2 separate regions of the Homo sapiens genome follow, and region 1 is linked to region 2. A link is an interaction called in ENCODE POLR2A ChIA-PET data of the cell type or tissue named here. Cell type or tissue: Panc1. All regions are shown on one strand. Links, peaks and the distances in the headings refer to the core of each region. The heading gives the core; the rest is flanking DNA.

What was found. Peaks named below come from ENCODE experiments on the same cell type or tissue, not always from the same donor. Only the 100,000 strongest peaks of a DNase experiment are listed, where the experiment ranks them.
Region 1: POLR2A ChIA-PET joins it to region 2 with 14 read pairs; 2 of 35 experiments call an interaction of 5 or more read pairs at or near these places.

The regions. Positions count from the first base shown.
Region 1 is chr7:28,004,296-28,009,672 of GRCh38, forward strand. All of the region lies in intron 1 of JAZF1 (JAZF zinc finger 1), which reads right to left. Among named protein-coding and RNA genes, the nearest start is that of JAZF1-AS1, 170 kb to the right of the region's middle. In Panc1, for the core only: no CTCF peak of the experiment used is centred there; no DNase peak of the experiment used is centred there.
Region 2 is chr7:28,066,338-28,071,714 of GRCh38, forward strand. The region is part of intron 1 of JAZF1 (JAZF zinc finger 1); the gene reads right to left. Among named protein-coding and RNA genes, the nearest start is that of JAZF1-AS1, 110 kb to the right of the region's middle. In Panc1, for the core only: no CTCF peak of the experiment used is centred there; no DNase peak of the experiment used is centred there; H3K27ac peaks cover 3,981 bases.

The sequences.
Region 1 (5,377 bases), core at 85-5,084, 62 kb before region 2:
TCTGTGAGTTTGTCTCCTGTGGTTTCAGCCATTTCTAAATCAACAAGAGCCTAGAGGGCCAATGGTTTCTAGCCAGAACTGCCCATTATTATCACCTGGGTAACTTAAAAAAAAAAAAAGTCTGATGCCAAGGACCCATCCCCAAAGATTCTAATATGCAGTCAGGGTTGGCAATTACTATTACAGACTCTGAGAAGGCTCAGAAACTGGAAAAGGGATAGAGAACTGGTTGGGAAAGTTATTTACACCAATTTGCATCTCTCCCACCCTTCCAAACTAAAAAGGCAATTGTGAAACTGGAAAGGAACTACTGGAAGTGATTTAAAAGTTGTATAAGTCCGACATCCAGTGAAATAATTTTTTTTTTTCTTTTCTGAGATGAAGTCTTGCTCTGTCCCTCAGGCTGGAATGCAGTGGCATGATCTCAGCTTACTGCAACCTCCGCCTCTTGGGTTCAAGTGATTCTCGTGCCTTGGTCTCCCAAGTAGCTGGGATTACAGGTGTGCACCACCACACCTAGCTAATTTTTGTATTTTTAGTAGAGATGGGGTTTCGCCATGTTGGCCAGGCTGGTCTCGAACTCCTGACTTCAAGTGATTTGCCCACCTCAGCCTCCCAAAGTGCTGGGATTACGGCGTGAACCACAAGACCTACCTGAAATCATTAAATTTTGACTTCACTTGGGACTCAGGTTTATTTCCACCCCTTTCACTTTCTATACAGAAAGTATTAAGCTTAGTAATTATGTAGACAAGTTAGTGTTTTCATGTATTTCGAAAACCAAATCACAATCTTTGAATTGTGATATGGTTTTCATCTATTCAGTAAGGGTGTTCTGACAAGACCTTTGACTGGGAACCATTTATTTTTCTTCACAGTATGTGCCTACAATTAATAAGACCACATCACTTTAGTTGTTCTGTGGTTCAGAATTTTCTGTAAGTCAGATTGGCCAGAACCACTGTGGTTTTCCTGTGCTGTCATTATTCACCTTGGTAACAAATCAGGCTGTATCCAAGTATATTAGTTTTGTATTTCGGAAGCCAGTTTTGTCAAGGATTTGACAAAAGGAATTGCCTTCGTTACTTCCTATCTCCCAGGGAAGCCGAATCATTGCTTAAAAAAAAAAAAAAAAGTCACAGGAGAAAGAGCTGAACATCTGGACACAGACTGACTGGATGGCCCTGCCTAAGAGTTATCAAATGTAAGTGCACATAGGTCACAGCTTACTCAGGTCAAATTCTGGTCCAAGAGGCTCTGCCAGGCTGGCTAGAGCATTATGCCTGCCGACTCCACACCCAGGTGGCAGCCAGGAACACAGTGTTCAGGTTCGTGGGCCACAGAGGTTATGTGCTAGCTGGGGATTTATCGTTCCTGATTCTGTGCAAGTTGTGTATTCATTCTACTTGCTAATGAGTAGGGGAGCATGCTGAGCTGTAACTCAATTGATCTCGCTGATGGTGTGAATTTGGGTGTCTGGGAAGTCCCTGGACCTTCTCAGTTATCTGGCACTTGGCAGATGGCTCCTGACAATCTTGGCTTCTGTGGAAGGACTTCTGGGAATTAACTCTGGACTTTCTGTTGCTTAAAAAAAAAAAAAAAAAGGCTTAAATTTCTTTAGACAATGTAAGATGGTAGTTACTGACAGTCTGCTACTTTCTGTGTGACTTGAGCAAGTTTCTCAGCAGATAAAGATGACAGTGACTCATGGCTCCTACACATGAAGAGGTTATTAAGAGGATTAAAAGAGATAAGCCATAGACAGCACAGAGCACAGTGGCTGGTACATGATAAATACTTAATAAATCTTACCCACTAGGGGCCAGGCTCAGTGGCTCATGCCTGTAATACCAGCACTTTGGGAGGCAGAGGCAGCTGGATCACCCCAACTTGGTGAAACCCCATCTCTACTAAAATACAAAAATCAGCCAGGCGTGGTGGTGTGCTCCTGTAGTCCCAGCTACTCAGGAGGCTGAGTCAGGAGAATTACTTAAACCTGGGAAGCGGAGGTCACAGTGAGCCAAGACGGCACCACTGCACTCCAGCCTGGGCAACAGAGCAAGACTGTGTCTCAAAAAAAACAAAAAACAAAAACCCCAAACACCAAAAACTTACCCACTAGGTACCATTATTATTTTAGGTAGTAAGGTCTGAAAGCATTTAGTGCTTGCGTTGTGGGACTACATTTGTGAACAATCAATAGTTCTCAAGTAGCAATAATAACTGATAATAAAGATATTATTACTATCACTGCGTGTCTACTATGGGTCAATACAAAATGAATTGCTTTCTGTGTGCAGTCCTCATGAAAATCCTGTAAGGGAGATATCTCCTGACCCACCCCACTTCCCAGAGGAAAATATAAAGCTCAGAAAAGGCCCAAATCACAGGACCAGGAGATAAAGCCTTAAATCTGGGTTTGTCTGACTTCAAAGTATGTGCTATTTGACCACATTTGCTGCTTCCCCTGAGTAGAAATAACTTGTTTCATAGCATGGAGCCCTGAAACACTGTTCAGTAACAATGCTCTCTAATTAAATTGCCAGGTGGCCTTTCCTTTGTATTTTAACTTTTAAGGTGATTTTATTATATCTCTTCCATAAATGAACATGGATTTTTTATGACAAAATTAAAATAAGCATTATGTAACTATTAGCATAAAACATTTTTGTTCTTGTATGACCCAACATCATCTTACATGGCCCCAGAAGCACATGGAACACTTTCCAGGCACCCCACCTTGCCTAATTCCCACTCTTTAAGTGCTATCCAGCTACTGCAATGGGATGTCAACAGCCCCATAACTTAGGAGCAGGTAAAAGTATGCTATTCCTGATCTTTCCAATAAAGTTTATGTTTTTGATTGCCCACGTCTGACTCTAGGCATAGAATTATTTCTGGACCCAAATATTTCTCATGCCCAGTACTTCGGGAGGCCGAGGTGGGCAGATCACCTGAGGTTAGGAGTTCGAGACCAGTCTGGCCAACATGATGAAACCCCATCTCTACTGAAAATAAAAAAAATTAGCCGGGTGTGGTGAGGTGGGAGGATCACCTGAGGTAGGGAGTTCGAGATCAATCCGACCAACATGGTGAAACCCTGTCTCTACTAAAAATACAAAAATTAGCCAGGTGTGGTGGTGTGTGCCTGTAATCCCAGCTACTGGGGAGGCTGAGGCAGGAGAATCACTGGAACCCGGGAGGCGGAGGTTGCAGTGAGCCGAGATCATGCCGCTGCACTCCAGCCTGGGCAACAGAGTGAGACTCCATCTCAAAAAAAAAAAAAATTATTTCTGGACACTAAGGTTGCTCTTGGGGCTGGCAGGCAACTCTCTGAATTAAGTGGTTGGTTTTGGCCTCATTGCCATGGTGGCAGGAATCAATACAAATTGACCAGGTGACCAGCTGGATGGGAAAGCATACAGGTCTGAGACATGCCTCTTTCCCTTTTTTAAAAAGACTTAAAAATTAGACTTTTTAAAAGAGCAGTTTTAGGTTCACAGCAAAATGGAGAGGAAGGTACAGAGATATCCCATATACTTTTGCTCCCACCCCATGCATGGCCTCTCCCATTACTAGCATTCCCCACTAGAGTTCTTTTTTTTCCTCGCTAAAAAGTGCTTCATAGAATGCTGGAATGCTTTGGAAGCACTGGGATGAAATATTTAGACAAATTCTGATGGAAATCAGAACCCACGACAGAAGCTGCAACACTGTTACTGCACCTGCATCTTTTATTAAATTTCTCCTTTGGGTGACTGATCTTAAAAAACACCAGAGGTTCTAGTCCAGGTTCTAACTATTTCTAGCTTAGAGCTTTCATCAAGTCAGTTTCTTTACCTGTGAAAAGATAATGATATATGCACCAACTCCCTCACAAGCTTTAAGTGAGAATCATACATTTTAATTATTTATTTTTAAAATTAATTATTATTATTTTTTTTAGAGATAGTGTCTGTTGCCCCGGCTGCAGTACAGTGGCACAAACATGGCTCACTGCAACGTCAATCTCCTGGCTTAAGAGATCCTCCCACCTCAGCTTCCTGAGTGGCTGGGACTACAGGCGTGCACCACTATGCTCAGTGAATTAAAAAAAGAATCCTCCCACCTTGGCCTCCCAAAGTTCTGGGATTATAGGTGTGAGCCACTGTGTGAATCATACATTTTAATTGAGCAATTCCAGTATAAATTCTAAGGTCCTACCCCAGCTTCCAAGACAAGGTGGTCTGAGAGTCATTGTCTCTCCAGCAGGAATAACCCAGTGCAGCCACATCTTAACTCATTAGTCTCTCTGGCAAATAATCTCTGGGAAGAGAAGGCTTAAACTATACACTAAAACAGAAACCTGAATTATTTGCATAAAGAACTTAGATTTCATTTTACTTTGCTATCCTTGGAACTTGAGTGCACACATGCACTCAGATTATGATTTTTCTCTTGCAAGAGTAGGGACTTGCATCAGAAAAGTTCTTCAAAAGTTTTTCCAAAGAGCCATATGACTTTTCAGTAGAGATAGAAAACCTTTTGGCTAGCTTTAAGCTGAGTTTATTAAAAGCCATTCTGATTCACTACAAACTGTGTGATCAACTAACTTGTTTTATACATAAAGGAAAGCCTTTCAATTTATAAAACCAAGATACATTTAAATGATTTTATCACACATTCAAGTCAAATGCAAAACTTTCTATCATGGTTAAGTAAAACAGACATTATCAAGGTAATCACAAGACATCAGATTCCTCAGAGAAGCTCGGGAGACCTCTGGGATTTGGTAAACCTTACTATCAGCTGAGTTTCCACAAATGGAAGGCAGAGACTCTGATGGATTTTCTAGGCTTACTTAAGATGAGGTTTAATGCTCTAGACATGGATTCAATATAATAAAGATACTGCGTCTTCATTTCTATGGCTTGGTTTTAAAAGGAATGCAGAGATAACATACTTTCAAAAAAAAAAAAGGTAGTTGCTGAGTATCTACAACTACTCTGCCTGTCAATCTCTCCTCCCTTCAGCCCACACCTTCCTACTTTAGCCAATCAGTTCAGTGTTTTTACAGTATTTTTGATGCAACTCACAGTAAGACATACATTTTAAATCATAACCAGTACACCCCTCCAGACACAAACATACGAAAGTTTCACAAAACATTACTAAACTTCACCATATGTGATGTACCCTGATAATACCATTGCTTTTTTTTTTTTTTGAGACAGAGTCTCGCTCTGTCGCCCAGGCTGGAGTGCAGTGGCACGATCTCGGCTCACTGCAACCTCCGCCTCCCAGGTTCAAGCAATTCTCCTGCCTCAGCCTCCCGAGTAGGTGGGACTACAGGCGCATGTCACCACGCCCAGCTAAGTTTTTGTATTTTTAGTAGAGA
Region 2 (5,377 bases), core at 169-5,168:
TCACACCTGTAATCCCAGCACTTTGGGAGGCTGAGGCAGGGGGATCACAAGGTCAGGTGTTCGAGACCAGCCTGGCCAGCATGGTAAAACCCCATCTCTACTAAAAATACAAAAAATTAGCCAGGTATGGTGGCGCATGCCTGTTATCCCAGCTACTTGGGAGGCTGAGGCAGGAGAATTGCTTGAATCCAGGAGGCAGAGGTTGCAGTGAGCCGAGATCGCACCACTGCACTCCAGCCTGGGCGACAGAGCGAGACTCCATCTCAAAAAAAAAAAAAAAAAAAAAAAAAGAGAAAGCATTAACAACAAAAGGTGGGAACCATCAAACCAGATGATGATCCTCAACCAGAGTACTGCAAGGTCCCTGCTTGGAAAAGAAGTGTCTGTGCTTGCCTCAAGCTCACGGTTACCACCTAATGGCACCTTCCAGAGGGTGGCTGCTGCTGTTGATTTGATTGTTACTGCTGTTTTAAAACTCTAATTGGAAAATCAGTTTGTAATTCCATTTTATGACTCCTGAAAAGATGAATGGTCTTTTTAAGAAAAGCTATCCAAAAAAACCCTACAAATGCATCCAAAGACAGCTTCTGCTCATCCAGAGCCAAGAAGAACTAGCAGGTACCTCCAGCATCTTGGCACAGGGCTGGTCCCCATTCCAGATTAAGCTTCCACAAGTTAACTCCTTTGTACCTGCCTACCCTTGAAAATGAGAATCTTTGACAAGCTGCTGCCATCCCTCCATGGCTGTGAGACCACCTGGACAAAAACTCTAGGAGAAAATGCTGGAGTCTGTGTCCACTCCAGATAACTAAGTGAAACTTTGTCATTTACTAGGTCCACAGCACATGGAGATAGGAAAGGCTGGGTCTGAAAAACCTGAATTAAGGTAACTATTATCCTCAGTGAACATGTTTCCTTGCTCCATCAGTGTTGTGAGGGGGTAAGATCCCAGAGATGACTCAGACATCAACAGGGATGAGTTCTGTTGTTCTGGTTGTTAAACCAGTGGAATCTTTATCTCTCCATTGACAAATGCTGTTGTGCCCATATCCCCAAAGGAATCCCTTGCTGCTCCTGCCCTCTCCTTGGGGCTATAATCCAGCAACTAAAGAGGTGACCACACAGCACAGCCAAAGCCCTGTGAGAATCAATGCCAAGGCTTCAGCCAGAGCCTCATCAGTGCTGCCCAGGCTACACCAGGCTTTAGGTAATCTGACTTCTGCTGGAAAGCTCTGGAGAACCAATGATGGAGCAAGTGTTGGGCAAACTTTCTCTTGTTTTCTGCCCAGTCTAATAAAATGAAAAAATGACGAAGAAGGTAGATTTGGGCCACTTGGAAAAACATATTTGAACCAAGTAGGGCAATTTCGTTTGAATTTGTTAAATCTCAGTGTCAAAATAGGTTGGAAGGGGACTTCGGCAGGTGCTCAAACCAATCTTCAAACTGTACAGATGGGATAAATGACTTTTGCTCACTTGCTAATCAGTGCCGAGGCGAGGAACAGAACCTAGACTTCAGCCTCAGTCTCTCAGCCTAGTGTCCTTTCCCGTCTCCTTCTGCTTCTAAGTAGTTTTTTTCGTTTGTTTGTTTTTGAGACAGAGTTTCGCTCTTGTTGCCCAAGCTGGAGTGCAATGGTGCGATCTCAGCTCACTGAAACCTCCACCTCCCGGGTTCAAGTGATTTTCCTGCCTCGGCCTCCGGAGTAGCTGGGATTACAGGTGCACACCAACACGCCCAGCTAATTTTTTGTATATTTAGTAAAAACAGGGTTTCACCATGTTAGCCAGGCTGGTCTCGAACTCCTGACATCAGATGATCTGCCCACCTCGGCCTCCCAAAGTGCTGGGATTACAGGTGTAAGCCACCGTGCTCAGCCTAGTTTTTTTTTTTTTTTTTTTCATAAAGACAATTTGTAGTACTTTCAAGTGTGCCAAAAACTGGGCTAGGAGGTAAACAATATAAGATGATTATTATCTCTAAAATACAAAAAGGATATGTAATGGGCATGCAATTGGTCAGTAAATACCTAGAAGCTTCTCATGCATGCATAATAAATTGCTTCCCTTAAGTTAAACAATCCTCTTGTCGTATCAATTATACCATTCACCTAATTAACAGAATCTTTCCTAAACTGTGCAAAGGCAAACTTCCCTGAAGACCTTGCAAATGATCCCAGTGCCCAATTGCTGGAATGGCACTAATAAGATTTGACTCTACTGACAAATTAAAATTTTAATCAGGGCCACATGAAAATCTCAAGAGCAGGAAAAGTAAAGCAAATTGAGAGGTTTACATTATAGGTTTTGAGATACTTTTCCATACAAGCAACATAGAACAGAGAAATTAACAGGCCAAGGAAATGTTATTTTTTAAAAAAGGAGGAGGACAAAGGAAAAAAAAGACACGAGTCACTGGTAAACAATGTTGACACTGTTGGCCACTTTGTTTTAAAATCATATAAAATCTTTGGGGTATTAACAATTGCCCATACTTTCCCCTGGAATTGCAGAAAAGCTGGCTCTGCAGCAAAGGGAGATGGTTTAGGCCACTGACTGAAAGACTCATCCCTGTGTATGGTTTCAAAATGCTGCCTGGTATCATAGCAACCATACATGACTGAATGTTGTACAAAATGTGATCAAGGCCTCCCCTGGGAAAATCTCATGTAATTTACTCCATTTCTAAGATGTTCCCTGGGCTCTGGAAATCAGGTCCTCAGTTCAAGGATCTTCAGCACAGGAGGAACTTACACATCATCCAATCTGCCTACTGACAAGGCAGAGAGGGGATGGAAGAGCCCAGTAACTTAACCAGCACCACAGCTGGTGGCAGAGCAGAGAGCAGAGCCAGCTATCTGGACTCCCAGCTCAGCGCTGCTTCCTCTTGATCTCACGGCCTCATCTCTCCAATTTAGTGAGAACTGACCTTCCTCACCAATCAGCTGTTTTCACAATGAGACTCATGCATCATAGCTGTATTATATTTTAACCTGGAGATCAAGTATGGTACATCAATTGGATGTCTGTACCCTGGGGATTTTGCCTTGTTCTAAGGTGACATGACAAATGGCAGATTCTGCACCTTTCACTTCACTAAAGATAGTCTTAAGGACAACTGCCTCAACTTCCTTCAGCCTTTAGCTCCCTGCCTGCTCCCTAGCATTAAGAAACAAAGGAAAAGTCAGCTGATTTGTTCCATGAGCCTGAGCCATGCACCTGTAATGAGAGGTACCGAGGGAGAGGCCCAGGTTTCCTGGGTCTGTACCAGGTTCAAAGGGCAGAAGAGCTGCTCTCCATGCCCAACTTGGAACATACATAATGACCTAAGGGGGGAGAAAACTAATCTCCAACCCTCTGGTTCACAGGCAATCATGTGCAGAGGCCTTTAGCTTTAGAGTTTGGGGCGCTTTTTTCTCCTGGAGGTGCCAGGTACGGCTCCATGCTAGGTCTGCAGCATTCACCATGCTGAGCGTTGAGCCGTGTTCTCAAAAACTCATGCCCCCAAGTTTGAACAAACTCATACTTGTCCCCTAAGAAGTCCCTGTCATCCCGGTCTGTCGGCCATGAGCTCGTTACTCCCCTGACCTTGAGGCCCACAGACTGGGATGAAGCCAGGACCTGGCTCCTCACTCAAGTCCTCCCGCGCCTTCTCTGGATGCCTTTCTCTCCCTGCTCACGGCACACTGCACTTTGTAAAACGTCTTCAGATGTGGAGAGCTGAGTCCTGGCAGTCATCCCAGGAAAGGGGAGCTTTTTTGTTGCTCTGCCCTTGATTGGTCCTCACTCTCAAACAGCTGTGAACCTTTTTCTTCGTTTATTTTCAAGCAATTAAAACTACAGCTTGATAGCATTACTGTAATCTCTCCCATTGTGTTTAGAGAAATTTTTCTTTCTTCAAGACTTCATGTATCTATCCAAAAGAGAGAGAACAGTCTAGAGGCACTGCATACCTCACGAAAGTGATCTGATTGGTTCTCATCCCTGAAAAAGCCAAATACTTGGAAATAAGAAGTTGAAAACATACATGTGGCCACATTTTCCTCTCCTTTGCTTCCACGTCCACATAGAAAAGAAGAAAAGCTTCTAGATATTTGCAAAGGTTTTGTGAAATATGAGCTTTGGCTAAGCACATGTTTTTAAAACTATTTGGACCCTCCAAACAGAACAGATGTTTCTGCAAAATTTTCCACCATCCAGTCACAGCAATCCCGGCACGATCCTGCCCCATGTCCGGCTCCGGGCAGGCTGTCAGTGGCAGCTGGTCTGAAGAAAGTTTTACAAATCATCTAGCTCTTCTTAGACTTTAGAACAAGCTCCCTCCAAGCCCTGCAATGTTTCAAGGTAGAGGAGGTAGCAGGAAGATGGGCATTTGAACAGCACAGAGGGCCAGAGGTAGAGTGTGAAGGCAACAGAAAGGTACATATTCTCTTCATGACATTCATCAACAAAGCCTAACATTTCACAAGTACTCGGGCTTATTTCTTACTAAGTCCTGAAGCATTAAGGTCATCCAAAATCCCCTATTAAAGCGTGAGCTCCTCGAGGGCACAGACTGTGGTTTTATTCATCTTTCTATCCCCAGCACTTGCATACTGCACACACAGAGCAGACATTCAATAAATTTGATTGACTGAAATGAAAACTGTGAATACCTTCATGGGAACAGGGCCATGACCAGCAGGCATCTTACCTAGAACTGGTTACCGGGTGAAGGTAAGATAAACAGAGTATTCCTACATGGGGAAGGCAGCTGCCTAAAACGGAATCGGCTCTGGAGAGCCAGAATCCCTGTGTGTAGCGAAATACTACAGGTCAGCAAGCAATGCGGTGTGATACAAAGATCCAACTAGGTGTAGCCGGAAGCCAGTGCACAGGGAGGTTTGACACCAAAAGAGACTGTTCTAAGTCACAGGCAAGACCTGCGTTCATAACGTTATGAAAAGAGCTCATCACAGCATACTCTTCCACTTTTATGCACCAGGACAAAGACCTAATAACCTCAGCAGATACACCTCTGTCAACTCCAACACCAGCAGGCGTCTACAGTTTAGTGGCTAAATGCAAATTCTGAAAACCCTGCCTCAACTGCCCTGAAAAATCTTTAGTCCTCCTTTCAAACTTTTATAATTCAACTCTCATTTCTTTCCTTCCTCATAGAACCATTTGGAAAGATTTTGGTTTTTCAATAAATATATTAATACACAAAAGTTAGTATGTCCCATAAAAGTATTTTTAACCAGCTCCTAATCTGCCAAGATTTCAGTGAAACCTTTCACTTACCATTTGCCACCCACATACAGACCCAAGGACGGACCTTCTATCCAGTGACGGCACTTACAGCTGATTAAAGGGTTTGGAGGTGATGACAAAAATATGC